Linked DNA regions of Homo sapiens: region 2 is linked to region 1. A link is a contact called in ENCODE Hi-C or POLR2A ChIA-PET data. All regions are on one chromosome and are shown on one strand. Each heading gives the region's core, a stretch centred on a gene start or an enhancer-like site at or near the end of the contact. The rest is flanking DNA. Distances are from core to core; before and after follow the strand shown.

Region 1 (7,095 bases), core at 2,655-5,154:
TATTAGCCGGGTGGTAGCGACATGCACCTGTAATCCCAGCTACTCAGGAGGCTGAGGCAGGAGAATGGCTTGAGCCTGGGAGAGGTGGAGGTTGCTGTGAGCCTAGATAGCAGACCCTGTCTCAAAAAAAAAAAAAAAGAAAAAGAAAAAAGAAACAAAGAAAACACAGAGAAATCCCAATGCCCTTTGCTCGCTTTCTCCCAATGGTGACATCTTGCAAAACCATAATAAAACATCTCAACTAGGATACTGACAATGATAAAGCAAGATCCAGAACATTCCATCACCACAAAGTTTCCTCATGTTGCCCTTTTACAGCCACATTTACCTCTCTCTTGCTCCCGTCCCCTACCTAATACCTGGCAACCACTAATCTGTGGTTCATTTCTATAATTTGGTCATTTCAAGAATATTATAGAAATGAAATAATATACTATGTAATATATTGGAATTGGTTTTTGTCACTCAGCATAATTCTCTAAGGATTCATCCAGGTTGCTGCATTTATCAAAGTTTATTCCTTTTGCTGAGTATTATTTCATGGTATGGCTGTACCAATTTGTTTAACTGTTCATCCATTAAAAGAACCTGGCTGGGCGTGGTGGCTTACACCTGTAATCCCAGCACTTTGGAAGGCCAAGGCGGGAGGATCACTTGATGTCAGAAGTTCAAGACCAGTCTGGCCAACATGGTGAAACACCGTCTCTATTAAAAATACAAAAATTATCCGGGTGTGGGAGCGTGTGCCTGTAATCCCAGGTACTTGGGAGGCTAAGGTACGAGAATCACTTTGAACCTGGGAGACAGAGGTTGCAGTGAGCCGAGATCACACCATTGCACTCCAGCCTGGGCAACAGAGAGACACTCTTTCTCAAAAAAAAAAAAAAAGAAGCTGAAATAATAGGAAATTGGCTATATCAATTGCAATATATCCATAGGCTAGAACATTCTGCTGCTAGAGAGGTTGCATAAGGCCAGACTAAGGTGCTTAGACCTTCTCCTGAGACCAGCAGTCTCCAAAGTTTTGTTCATATGAACTTAACGGTACAAATATTAGCAAATATCTCATTAGCTGATATCTCAAAGCACGATATACAGTGAGGATGAGAGTCATCATTAATTAATGAGAGGGCATGTAAATTCACATTTCTTTTTTTTTCTTTTTTTTTTTTTTTTTTTGAGGCAGTCTTGTTCTGTCACCCAGGCTGGAGTGCGGTGGCGCAATCTTGGCTCAATGCAACATCCGCCTCCTGGGTTCAAACAATTCTTGTCCCTCAGCCTCCTGAGTAGCTGAGTTTACAGACGTGCACCATCACGCCCGGCTAATTTTTGTATTTTTAGTAGATACAGGGTTTCACTATGTTGGCCAGGCTGGTCTGGAACTCCTGACCCCAAGTGATCCACTCGCCCCGGCTTCCAAAGTGCTGGGATTACAGGTGTGAGTCACTGCGCCTGGTCCGTAAATTCATATTTCAAAGTGTCTTTTTCATTGTTTTCTCAAATTTTATTACATTCCTTACAACATGGCTGACAAAGACCAGCATTCATACCAGAAAGAGACCTGTCAGCTGTGTCCTTTTCTACTTGTTTGCTGTGCTGGTAATTTTCACAGTATCTGGAACTTGCCATTTCTTTGCAGGAATATTTTGAAGCCATTTTTCTGTTCTCGTAGGACAACCTAGTAACATGATCCTACGTTTAGTTAGACTGACACGACTCACTACACACTGCAATGCACTGCAGAATGCTGAAAGGGATGCGTGAGGACCCTGCTGCCCACCTCCCAGGCGTGGACCCTCGTTCCCTCAGGAAGTCTCTGCTTGACATCGGCCCTCATGACTCTCAGACAGAGGTCAGATGTACAGATCAAGTGAGACCAATACATTTACTATGTCATAGAAGACCTTAATTCTTATTTTTATTTTTTATTTTTTGAGACAAGAGTCTCCCTCCGTCGCCCAGGCCGGAGTGCAGTGGTGCGATCTCGGCTCACTGCAAGCTCGGCCTCCCGGGTTCACGCCATTCTCCTGCCTCAGCCTTGCGAGTAGCTGGGACTACAGGCTCCCGACACCACGCCCAGCTAATTTTTTTTTTTTTTTGTATTTTTAGTAGAGATGGGGTTTTACCCTGTTAGCCAGGATGGTCTCGATTTCCTGACCCCGTGATCCGCCCGCCTCGGCCTCCCAATGTGCTGGGATTACAGGCGTGAGCCACGCGCCCGGCCAGAAGAGTTTAATTCTTTTCTCATTTTTAGGTTAAAAAATGAGTAGAGGCCGGGCACGGTGGCTCACGCCAGTAATCCCAGCACTTTGGGAGGCAGAGGCTGGCGGATCACCTGAGGTCGGGAGTTCGAGATTAGCCTGACCAATATGGAGAAACCCCGTCTCTACTAAAAATACAAAATTAGCCAGGCGTGGTGGCTCATGCCTGTAATCCCAGCTACTCGGGAGGCTGAGGCAAGAGAATCGCTTGAATCCGGGAGGCAGAGGTTGGTGTGAGCCAAGATCATGCCATTGCACTCCAGCCTGGGCAACAAGCGCCAAACTCTATCTCAAAAAAAGAAAAAACAAAATTAGCCAGGTGTGGTGGTGCGTGCCTGTAATCCAAGCCACTCGGGAGGCTGAGGCAGGAGAATTGCTTGAACCCGGGAGGTGGAGGTTGCAGCGAGCCTAGATGGTGCCACTGCACTCCAGTGTGGGCGACAGAGTGAGACTCCATAAAAAAAAAAAAAAATTCAGGGGAAAAAAAGCAATTAAAAAAACATAACTATAAAAATAATACAAATTACAAAACAACCATTTGCATAGCATTTACATTATATTAGTTATAAGTAATCTAGAGATGATTAAAGTGTACGGAGGAATGTGCATAGGTTATATGCCAATACTGCCTCATTTTATATGAGGGACTTGAACATAGAAGGGTTTTGGAGTCCACAGAGGTCCTGAAACCAATTTCCCCTTCCCATGCCTGGGATGACTGAATTATACAGCAGCAAAAATGAATATACTCAAGCTATATGCATGAGTCTCATAAATATAATGCTCACAGAAAAAAGCAAGTTGCAGAAGGGTAAATACGGTTGATATATAAAGGTGCTAAACACAGAACTATTTAATGATATACGGATGCAGTAAAAGTATAAGAAATGTATGCAAACTTACTTAAATTCAGGGTGTTGGTTACTTGGAGTAAGGCGAATGTTTGGGATGTCAGTAGGTACCTGACAAATGGCAACTTAACTTTGTTTTGGTTTTTTTGAGATAGGGTCTTGCCCTTTCGCCCAGGCTCAAGTGCTGTGGTGGGATGATAGCTCACTGCAGCCTCGATCTCCAGGCTCAAAAGATCCTCCCTCCCGCCTCCGCGTCCCAAGTAGCTGGGACCACAAGCGCGCGCCACCACGCCCGGCTAATTTTTAATTTTTTTTTGTAGAGTTCAGGTCTCACTGTGTTGCCCAGGATGGTCTTGAACTCCTGGGCTCAAGCGATCCTCCCGCCTTGGCCTCCCAAAGTGCTGGGATTACAGGTGTGAGCCACCGCGCCTGGCCTGCAACTTTACTTATAATAATCTGTGTGGCAGATGTCATTTGGCCCATTTTACAGATGAGGAAATTGAGGCACAGGGAAGTGAACTGGCGGAATTTCAGTTCCGCTGGGTTTTGACACTGAATCAACTGGCTGAACCAGCGAGAGGACGGCCCGGCTGGCTCTCAGGCCTCTCCCGGCGCTCCCTTCCGGACCGGTGAGTGAGACTCCTGGGGCCACGCCTTGTGAAATTCTGAGGCTTCTTTTCAGGGATCGAAATCCCCTCCGGCTCCGCCCTGCGCGTTGGGCCCCGCCCCAGCGGGTCATGAATATGCAAGTGCGAGGAAGATATTTAAAGGCGTCGGCGCCACGCGCATATCCCTGCTCGGCGCTGCCCGCCCAGTTCCTGTTCCCAGACTGAGGCCCAGCCCCCTTCGCCCGTTTCCATCACGAGTGCCGCCAGCATGTCTGACAAACTGCCCTACAAAGTCGGTGAGTCCCAGGACCTGCAGCCGGTTGCGGCCGCCCGGCACCCGCCCGGGGCTTGTTCGTGGCGGGGGCTGCAGGGCCGACTCGGGGCTCTCTGGACCCCCTGGAATCGCAGCCTCGGCGCGTTTCTGGCCGCGCGAAGCCAGCTGGAAGTTGGAGTTCTCGCGCGGCCATGAGCGGGCCGTTCCGGGTGGCCGTGGACTACAAGTCCCAGCATGCCCCGCGACGCCGGGGCCGCCGCGCGGTCTGCGAGCCGCAAACTGGCGGCGTGCTCCGCGGGAGAGCACACCTGGCCACGGCCTGGGACGGCTGGCACCTGCCGGACCCTGCTCGGGGGGCCTGCGCCCGGCCTCCTAGGCCTGGACCGGACCCTGTCCAGCTGGGCGGCCCCGACGAGCGTCCACCCCTCTCTGGGCCTCCTACAGGGACGGCGAGGGCACCCCGGAGGGTGTATGAGGAGAGGCCTGGAAAGCGAGCCCCAGGCCGGCTCCGATCCTCCTCTCCCCTGGGACTTTGGGCCAGTTACCCAACCTGTGGGGTCCCCCACCCCTCCAGCAGGGGCAGCCTTGCAGAAATCTCGAAGAAAATTTGGAGTGGTTTGAAAAATCCTGCTGTCCCACCGATTGAAGTGTAATACAGGGATAGTTAACGTTTACTTAGTGTTTCCTGTGGGATCGGCACTGCCTTCTAGCTTTATTCTAGTCTCATGGCTCTATAGGGAAACTGTTCTCATTTTATGATGAGAATCCTGAGGCAGAGGTAACTTGCCCTCAGTCTTACAGCTGGTGGTGATGGAGCAAGATTGGAACGCAGGCCATCTAGATCTCTGAGCGCACCCTTTCACCACTGTGTGCAAGCGAATACACGCGGAACAATCCTAGTGAATTTTCAGCAAAAACCAGTTCAGTTTGGCTGGTAGCTTTTCAAGTAACTTTGACACTATTGGACCGGGTGTGGTGGCTCACCCCTGTAGTCCCAGCACTTTGAGAGGCCGAGGTGGGCGAATCACTTGAGGTCAAGAGTTCGAGACCAGCCTGGCCAACGTGGTGAAACGCTATCTCTACCAAAAATACAAAAACTAGCTGGGCGTGGTGGCGGGCGCCTTCATTCCCAGCTACTCGGGAGGCTGAGGCAGGAGGACTGTTTGAGCCGGGGAGACGGAGGTTGCAGTGAGCCGAGATTGCACCACCACGCTCCAACCTGGGCAACAGAGCAAGACCCTGTCTCAAAAAAAAAAAACAAACAAAAAAAGACACTATTAAGTCTGGAGAATGCCATCCACATTTATGGAAACACTTGCTGTATATCTGGTGATTTACGTGTGTTTACACAATAATCTTCATAGAGGTGGACGTAATCCCGTTATATAGAGCATGAAACTGAGGCCCTTGGGAGGTGACTTGCAAAGATTCTGTTGAAGTAGTTCATCAAGTTGCTACCAGAGTAGACTGTCTCCATTGTGTGGATGCTGAAACTGAACCCAGAAAGGTTATGTGAAGGTCACATCAATAGTAGAGCTGGAATGGGGGCTTGTCATACTGTGGAGAGATTAGTGGGTCAGGATTGGGGCCATTGGGTTGTGTGGGTGGAGATAAAGCTGGATTTGGGGATGGGGAGCTTAGCTGGGTGGGGCTGGAGGAAGGAGGCCCTGCTGTATGCCAGATCTTGATCATATGGCATTATCTTTACTTAAGGCGCATAGCAAGCTAGGGATGATTATCCACACTTTACAGATGAAGAAACTGATGTTTACAGGGGCTCTTGCTGTTCCTCTTGGCTTGTCCTGGGGACAGGTGTTCCTGTGACTTTTGCAAGTCCTTAGCTCCAGAGATTGCAGCATCTAGCCTCTCCTGTGCCTTTGGAGTTGAGGGTCCCAGGGAAAACTGTGGGGCTGGCACAGTGTCCTCGAGGGCACTGAAGGAGTTATTTTTAGCTGGAGGGACATGTGGTGGTGGAGGGGTGGAGCTTAGCAGCACAGGGCATAACCCATTGTCCCATACAGCCGGGCCCCTCCCAGGAGGGGCCTTGAGAGGGGCCTCTGCTCTAGCCCTGCCTGGCTGCCAGTTCTGGTTCTGCGGTTAATTGGCTATGGAACCTGCAGCAAACTCCTCTCTGGGTCCTCTCTGGGTCATTAGTAAATGCTGGGACTCAGACTAGGTTCAGATTTGTGTTGTTTTTCTTTGCCACCCTTGTCACGTGCCAGCCCCTCTCATGGATCTTTCATTCAGTTCTGAGGACAGATATGGTCGGTAAACAGTTGCTGACCCCTTCTCTGAGCCAGGTCATGCTGGAGACACAAAGGTGACCCAGAGACAGGGGTGGCACAGACATGCATACAGATAAAGTAGTATTGTCTCCATTTTATGTGAGCAGATCTGCCACTTGTCTGTCTCCACGGTCACCACCCCAGTCTGGTCTCTCTCCTTGCAGGTCTCCCTGGATCTCTTGCTCCGCAGATCCACACAGCAGCCAATGGGGTCTTTTCAAAAGACAAATCTGGTCTCTGAATGCTGGCCCCTGAAAACTGTAGGTTCCCCACTTCACTGGGACTGAAGTCCCAACTCATCTTATGCCTCTATTTGAGTCACCCTGGTGCACTCTTGGTTCCTCTAGCAGGGATATACTAGGTTCTTTCCTGTTTCCAGGTTTTTTTCAGCACCTACTGTGTGCCAGGTACTGTATTAGGTGCTTGAGAGGAGCCTTCCAGGCCGAGAACTGCTTGGGTTAAAGCCCTGAGGTGGAAATGAGTGGAGCTTGCCTGAAGTCAGTCAGGAAGCCTGTGTGTTGAACAGCTAGTGAGTGGGGAAAGTGGAGAGATGGAGGAGGGGCAGGCAGTCATGCAGATAGGGCCCGAAGATTGAGGGAAGCCATTGGAGGGTTTGCTTGTTTAGTTTTGTTTACTTTAGTAGAATGATGGAGGTGATGTAACTTAAATTTTTAAGAGCCTCCCTCTTCTGGCTGCTGTGGGGAGAATGGCATGTTAGAGCATGGGACCAGTGAAGAGAGTGTGGCAGTGTCCAACTGAGAAGTGGCAGTGTATTTATTTCTTTATTGTTTTTTTTGGAGACAGAGTCTCCCTCTC
Region 2 (7,095 bases), core at 333-2,832, 1.2 Mb before region 1:
TGCTGAAACAACGAATGATAAAACTCCCCACCAGAGTAATCTCTAAGGTGTTAGAAATCCCAGCTTTGAGGACAGTTTGCTGTGGTGGGAAACTGAGTTAACGAAGGGAATTGGGAAGCCACCAAGATAAAGGAAAGGAAGGTAAAAGTGGGTACCCACTCTGTACCAGGCATTTTACACATATGACTTCATTTGATCTTACAATTCCATGTGGTTGGTACTACTGTTTTATTACCACTTTCTAGCTGAAGCTCACAGACTGCAGGAGACAAAGCTAGATGTGAACCCAGGCAATCTGACTTGAGAACCTAAATTCTCATTAAACCACCTGCATTCCAAAGGGGAAGAGCATTAAGGGCTGAATTAAGCCAATGGGCTGGGAAAGCAAACACTCAAAGAAGCCTGGGTCCATCTAGACAGTTCTACCAAGGCAAGAGCACATAAGACCTATCTTCAAACCTCTGGTATTCAAACTACCATCTGCAGGTATTGAGGACCTCTGAGAATAATAGCCAGGTAGATTACCTGACTCGATATGTATAGAGGATTTTAGCTCACTCTGACTCTTACTAGCTGGGGGACCCTAGGCAAGTCACTTGACTTCTCTAGCTCTTAGTTGTTTAATGTATCACTATGCCTGCCACAGTTCACTTGCTAGCAGATAGGCTTGGGTACATCCAGCTTTGGGATCTGAGACCCGGCCCCCTCCCCTGGTTACCATGCCGCTCAGCCTCTGAGCTCACGGGGATGCCATCTTTATCTAGTCGTTGCTTGAACAGGTTGTGTTCCACATCCAGCTGCTGTTCTCCGGCCACATCCATGGCATCAATACTCAGATCTGGAAGCAGGAAAATCAGGCTAAGGTACTGGGACCCTAGGGACAAGGGGATGTGGGTTTTGGAGGGGAAGGGGATACTGGGCCTGTCTTGGGGCAGAACGGGATGAGGAGAAGGAGGTTGTCCTGGGGTCCAGTCCAGAACCTAAGGGTGGAGGTGTGAATCTGGCAGCCCACATGAGAACCCTGGGTCTCTCCAGTCCCACCCATGGTGAGGTACTCACAGGCACAAGGCATGTGCGGAAAAAGTACATCGATGTTGATCTTCAGTTTATCTCCCCGCGACTTGTCCACGTAGAGCTCAGGATGCACCTGGGGCAGCGCTACCTCAGTAAGACTTAGCCCCAAACCTCTCCTTCCCCACTCCCACCCCTAAAGGTCCTACTCCTAGAATGCCAAGCCCCGCCCACGCACTAAGCCCCGCCCCTTACCTCCGTGGTGAGGTAATACTGCAGCTCGGACAGGAACAGTAGCAGCATGAGAAGGCCACTGACAATGGTCACTGCAGGACAAGGGGCGAGGGTCAGAATGGCCTCGAATCCGCTCCCTCAGACACCGGCAGGCCAGTCAGAGTCCAGGAGCCCGGGCTAAGCTCTAGGACGCCCCCCTCCACGCGACCCCGGCCCCGCTGCGGCCTACCGGTGGCGCCCCCGCAGGTCTTGACCCGGAAGTCCTCCAAAGTCTTGGGGTAGGCATCGAACTGCTTCAGCTTCCCCAGCGCCTCCATGGGGACCGGCCGGAAAGGGGACGCCAGCCGGCCCGCCCCTACAGACTCCCTCTTCCGGCCTGGAGCCACGCCCCCCTCTTTTTCCTCACGCAGGCGCAGCAAACCGCACGCTTGGCCCCACCTTTAGCCGCGTTCTCTTACAGGCGGCCCCGCCCAACGATGCTGCCACGCCCCCTTGCGCGGGCAATTGGGTCTGGAAGCTACTGCCCCGGCCTCCGCTGTCCGGGGCGGGATTTTGAGGACTGGGGTGCGAGGAGTTCTCTGCGGGGTTAGAAACGCTAATAGCACCGTTCGTGTGCCTTGTGCTCGGAACTGCACCAGGTGTTTAAGACTCTTGGAACATCTTGGAATATCCTGGAACAGTGGTTTTTCGAGTGTACCGGACCGGCCGCATCATTATCAACTGATTACCTATTAGAAATGCAAATAATTGATTCCCACCTACTGAAGCCGAAACGCTAGGAATGGCATCGGATGATTCTGATGTAAAGTAAGGGTGTCCGCCCTGAAAGCAGGTGTGACTTATCTCCGTTTTCCAAAGAGCAAACTGTGACCTGGAGAAGTTAAATAACTTGCCCAAGATCACAGCCAATTAATAGCAGGACCTGCTTCCAGCCCAGTTCTTCTGGACCTCAAAGTACTCTGGGAATCAGGGTCTTTTGGGTTGATTTTACCTAAACAGCGTCCCAGTGCTTCTCCTGAGCGCTGCTTTCTGAATATTACCCTAAATTGCTCTCCAGGCCCTGGGATCCTCACGGACACGCTCTATCCCTCCAGGTTTAGACTCAAGTGATATGGAGCTTAAGCTCTCCCTGACACTTCCCATTGCAGCCCAGTGTCTCTAGAGGGACAGCTCCCACAGTAATGCAGCTGCAATGAGTAAGATATAAAAGCTCATAGGCTTTCATACAGGAATTCCACTTTAGGAAGTAAAAGCACCATGTCAAGGTTAATAGAAAAATTTTGAAAAAGAAAAAATATGTAAGCAGCTATCCAAGGTTAACAGAAAAAAATTTTAATATAAGGATAAAAGTACCATGATCTGGGTGGTTGTTACACCTTAAGATATTGAATCTGTCTCTTAAAGATTTTAAGTGCACCACATCATAAAGATGTATGCATGAGATTGTTCAATGGCAAAAATCTGGAACCAGCCAGAATGCCCACTGATACATTAAATAAATTGAATAAATCACGATACACCCATTCTATGGAATATTAGGCCACTTTTCAAAAGAATGAGGTAGATTTACTCCTTTAGGTATACTAAGAATGTATTTTTAAGGGGGAAAAGATGCAAAGTAATGTGCATTCCATCATTCCATTTTTTAATTAAAAATTGGGCTGGGCACAATGGCTCACACCTGTAATCACAGCACTTTGGGAGACCGAGGAGGATCACATGAGGCCAGGAGTCTAAGACCAGCCTGGGCAACACAGCAAGACCCCACTCTACAAAAACTTTAAAAACTACATCTGTAACCCTAGCACTTCAGGAGGCCGAGCCAGGAAGCATCACTTGAGTTCAGGAGTTTGAGACCAGCCTGGTCAACATGGTGAAACCCCATCTCTACTAAAAATACAAAAATTAGCCAGGCGTGGTAGTGTGCTCCTGTAAACCCAGCTACTTGTGAGTCCGAGGCAGGAGAATCGCTTGAACCTGGGAGGCGGAGGTTGCAGTGAGCCGAGATCATGCCATTGCATTCCAGCCTGGGCGACAGAGTGAGATTCTGTCTCCAAAAATAAAAATAAAAATAAAAAAATTAGCCAGGTGTGGTGGCATGCGTCTATAGTCTCAGCTACCTGGGAGGCTGGGGTTGAGCCCAGGAGAGTTTGAAACTGCAGTTGTTACCAGGTTACCTGCAGTTGTTACCAGCATAGAGTTGTCCAGGTTCTTGGCGTGTTGAACAAAACACATAAAGTAACAGAAGGGCAACGAAAGACAAACAGCAACAGAAGAACGGAATAACAAAAGCATAGATTTATTGAAGACGATTCATAGCGGCAGCTGGTTAGAGCAAGCTGCTCAAGAGCCTCCTCAATCAGGGTTTGTATTAAGCTAAAGGGACCTGGCAACACCCCTAGGTGCCCTTTAGAAGCCTCCAGTTGGCTACACCTATGAAGGATTGGCCTGCGACCAAATCAGAGGCTGAAGTGGAGACTTGGCCCACAGCCAATCAGAGGCTGAAGTGGAGATTTGGCCCCACGGTCAATCGGAGGCGGAAGTGGAAACTTCTGTCTCGTTATCATAGGATTGAAGATGTGGCCTGTATGCTGCCTAGAACTGGCTGCACCCCTTCATTTGCTTATGTCTTAACCCCCGGTTACCCTGATTCCCTGTTCTCCTGCCTCATAGTGAGCTGTGATTACACCACTGCACTACAGCCTGGGCGACAGAGCGAGTCTCTCTCTCTCTCTTTGTGTGTGTGCATATATATATATATAATATATATAAACTGTTATATATATTATATATATAAACTTATATATATTATATATATAAACTGTTATATATTTTATATATATAAACTGTTATATATATTATATATATAAACTGTTATATATATTATATATATAAACTGTTATATATATTATATATATAAACTGTTATATATATTATATATAAACATATATATAAACTTATATATATTATATATAAACTTATATATATTATATATATAAACTGTTATATATAAACTTATATATATTATATATAAACTGTTATATATAAACTGTTATATATAATATATAAACTTATATATTATATATATAAACTGTTATATATATTATATATATAAACTGTTATATATATTATATATATAAACTGTTATATATATATATATAAACTGTTATATATATTATATATATAAACTGTTATATATATATATAAACTGTTATATATATTATATATGTAGTTATATATAAATTGTTATATATGTAAAACATAGGCCGGGCGCTGTGGCTCACGCCTGTAATCCCAGCACTTTGGGAGGCCGAGGCGGGCGGATCACGAGGTCAGGAGATCAAGACCATCCTGGCTAACATGGTGAAACCCTGTCTCTACTAAAAATACAAAAAATTAGCCGGGCGTAGTAGCGGGCGCCTGTAGTCCCAGCTACTCGGGAGGCTGAGGCAGGAGAATGGCGTGAACCTGGGAGGTGGAGCTTGCAGTGAGCCGAGATTGCCCCACTGCACTCCAGCCTGGGCGACAGAGCCACACTCCGTCTCAAAAAAAAAACAAAAAAAAAAACCTAAATAAAAAAAAAATCTATCTATATATAAAAATCTTAATCTTATATGGGGGAATATGTATTTGTATAATCATGAGAAAAGATTTGGAAGGACTCATGCTACAACTTTGGGGACAACTGGAGGAGGACTTTTCACGGAAGCCAAAGTTTTTGGGTCTCCCTCAGCTAACAGGGTGGCAGAGGACACCTGGGATCTCCCTCTATTATCTGGGCTTCAGATTCCTGAGAGCACCAAGAATTCTATCAGAAATAGGTAATAAGGAATCTGCTGATGGAATTAAGTCTAAAGCTCTGCTACCCTAAGTGGGATCCTTGAACCAGAAACATTGGCCTTATCTGGGAACCTGTTAGAAATGCAGAATCCCAGTCCCCACCCCAAACCTGCAGAATCAGAATCTGCATTCTAACAAGACTCTCCAGATAATTAGCATGCACATTAAAGTGTGAGAAGTACTTTCCTGAAAGGTTCCTTGTTTTATTGCCCACATAGGACCAAAACCAGCAGCACAGGAAAAAAAAAATCTGAGTGCCTCAAATATTGCACTAAGCCCAGGCGCGGTGGCCCATGCCTGTAATCTCAGCACTTTGGGAGGCCAAGGCAGGTGGATCACTTGAGGTCAGGAGTTTCAGACCAACCTGGCCAACATAGCAAAATCCCATCTCTACCAAAAAATACAAAAACTTAGCTGGGTGTGGTGGCGGGTGCCTCTAATCCCAGCTATTCGGGAGGCTGAGGTGGGAGAATCGCTTGAACCCAGGGGTGGGGGGCAGAGGTTGCAGTGACCCGAGACCATGCCACTGCATTCCAGCCTGGGTGACAGAGTGAGACCCTGTATCAAAAATACTTTAAAAAAAAGGCCAGGGGTGGTGGCTCACGCCTGTAATCCCAACACTAGGGGAGGCCGAGGAGGCCAGATTACCTGAGGTCAAGAGTTCAAGACCAGCCTGGCCAACATGGTGAAACCCCATCTCTACTAAAAATACAAAAAATTAGCCGGGCGTGGTGGCGCATGCCTGTAATCCTAGCTACTTGGGAGGCTAAGACAGGAGAATCGCTTGAACCCAGGAGGTGGAGGTTGCAGTGAGCCAAGATCATGCCATTGCACTCCAGCCTGGAGGACAAGAGTGAAACTTTGTCTGAAAATTAAATAAAATAAATAAAATAAAATAAAAATTATTAAAAAATAAAAATTAAAAATTGCACTAAATTCAGATTTTAAAATGTAATATCCATGTATGCAAGCAACACTCAAATATACACACACACACACTGTGTCCCTGCCCTGTGTTGAGTCCTGGGAAGAGAGAGTTGAATTAGAACAGTTCTTGCCTTCAAGAATGTTACAGTCCTGGCTGGGCACGGTAGCTCACGCCTGTAATCCCAGCACTTTGGGAGGCCGAGGAGGGTGGATCACCAGGTCAGAAGTTTGAGACCAGCCAGGCCAGAAGACCAGCCTGGCCAATATGGTGAAACCCCGTCTCTACTAAAAATACAAAAATTAGCTGGGCATGGTGGTGGGCGCCTGTAATCCCAGCTACTCAGGAGGCTGAGGCAGGAGAATTGCTCGAACCCGGGAGGCAGAGGTTGCAGTGAGCCGAAGATTGTGCCATTGCACTCCAGCCTGGGCAACAGAGCGAGACTCCGAATCAAAAAAAAAAAAAGAAAGAAAGAAAGTTACAGTCCTAATTATGGATATTAATATATCCCTTAATAAAATAATAAAAATAAAAATAATAGCTAATAATAATAATTTTTTAAAATAGCTAGCATTGGCCGGGTGCAGTGGCTCACACCTGTAATTCCAGCACTTTGGGTGTCAGAAGTGGGAGGATCACAAGGTCAGGAGTTTGAGACCAGCCTGACCAGCATAGTGAAACCTTGTCTATACTAAAAATACAAAAAATTAGCCAGGCATGGTGGCGTGCACTTGTAGTCCCAGCTACTTGGGAGGCTGAGGCAGGAGAATGGCTTGAACCCGGCAGGCAGAGGTTGCAGTGAGCCAAGATCGCATCACTGCACTCCAGCCTGGGTGACAGAGGGAGACTCCATCTCAAAAAAAAAAAATACCTAGCATTTGTCAAGCCACTACTATGTGGCAAATATGGTGGTAAACTCTTTTTTTTTTTTTGAGACAGATTCTCATTCTGTTACCCAGGCTGGAGTGCAGTTGTGCAATCTCAGTTCACTGCAACCTCCACCTCCCAGTTCAAGCGATTCTCATGCCTCAGCCTCCCGAGTAGTGGGATTACAGGCGTCCACCACCACACCTGGCTAATTTTTT

Evidence for each region. A loop is a pair of places that touch in the nucleus more often than their neighbours do. ChIA-PET counts read pairs that join two places held with the same protein, here RNA polymerase II (POLR2A). Pooled maps may share reads with other maps.
Region 2: a map of B cell shows a loop between it and region 1 (13-fold over the local background). The contact joins the promoter of ERGIC3 here to the promoter of AHCY in region 1. A Hi-C loop is called at or near these places in 3 of 168 maps with a recorded cell type or tissue (B cell, CD4-positive, alpha-beta T cell and naive thymus-derived CD4-positive, alpha-beta T cell) and 7 of 50 pooled maps. POLR2A ChIA-PET finds 5 or more read pairs at or near these places in 1 of 52 experiments (Caco-2).

What each region holds. Positions count from the first base shown.
Region 1 is chr20:34,300,164-34,307,258 of GRCh38, reverse strand. AHCY (adenosylhomocysteinase) reads left to right here and starts at 3,904. Exons shown (of 10, transcript NM_000687.4): 1 at 3,904-4,016. The coding sequence starts at 3,989. RefSeq lists enhancers at 3,540-3,659, 3,680-3,729 and a silencer at 4,300-4,529.
Region 2 is chr20:35,536,565-35,543,659 of GRCh38, reverse strand. It overlaps ERGIC3 (ERGIC and golgi 3), which reads right to left and starts at 1,582. Exons shown (of 13, transcript NM_015966.3): 1 at 1,475-1,582; 2 at 1,267-1,337; 3 at 1,060-1,147; 4 at 719-838. The coding sequence starts at 1,562. RefSeq lists an enhancer at 1,821-1,910.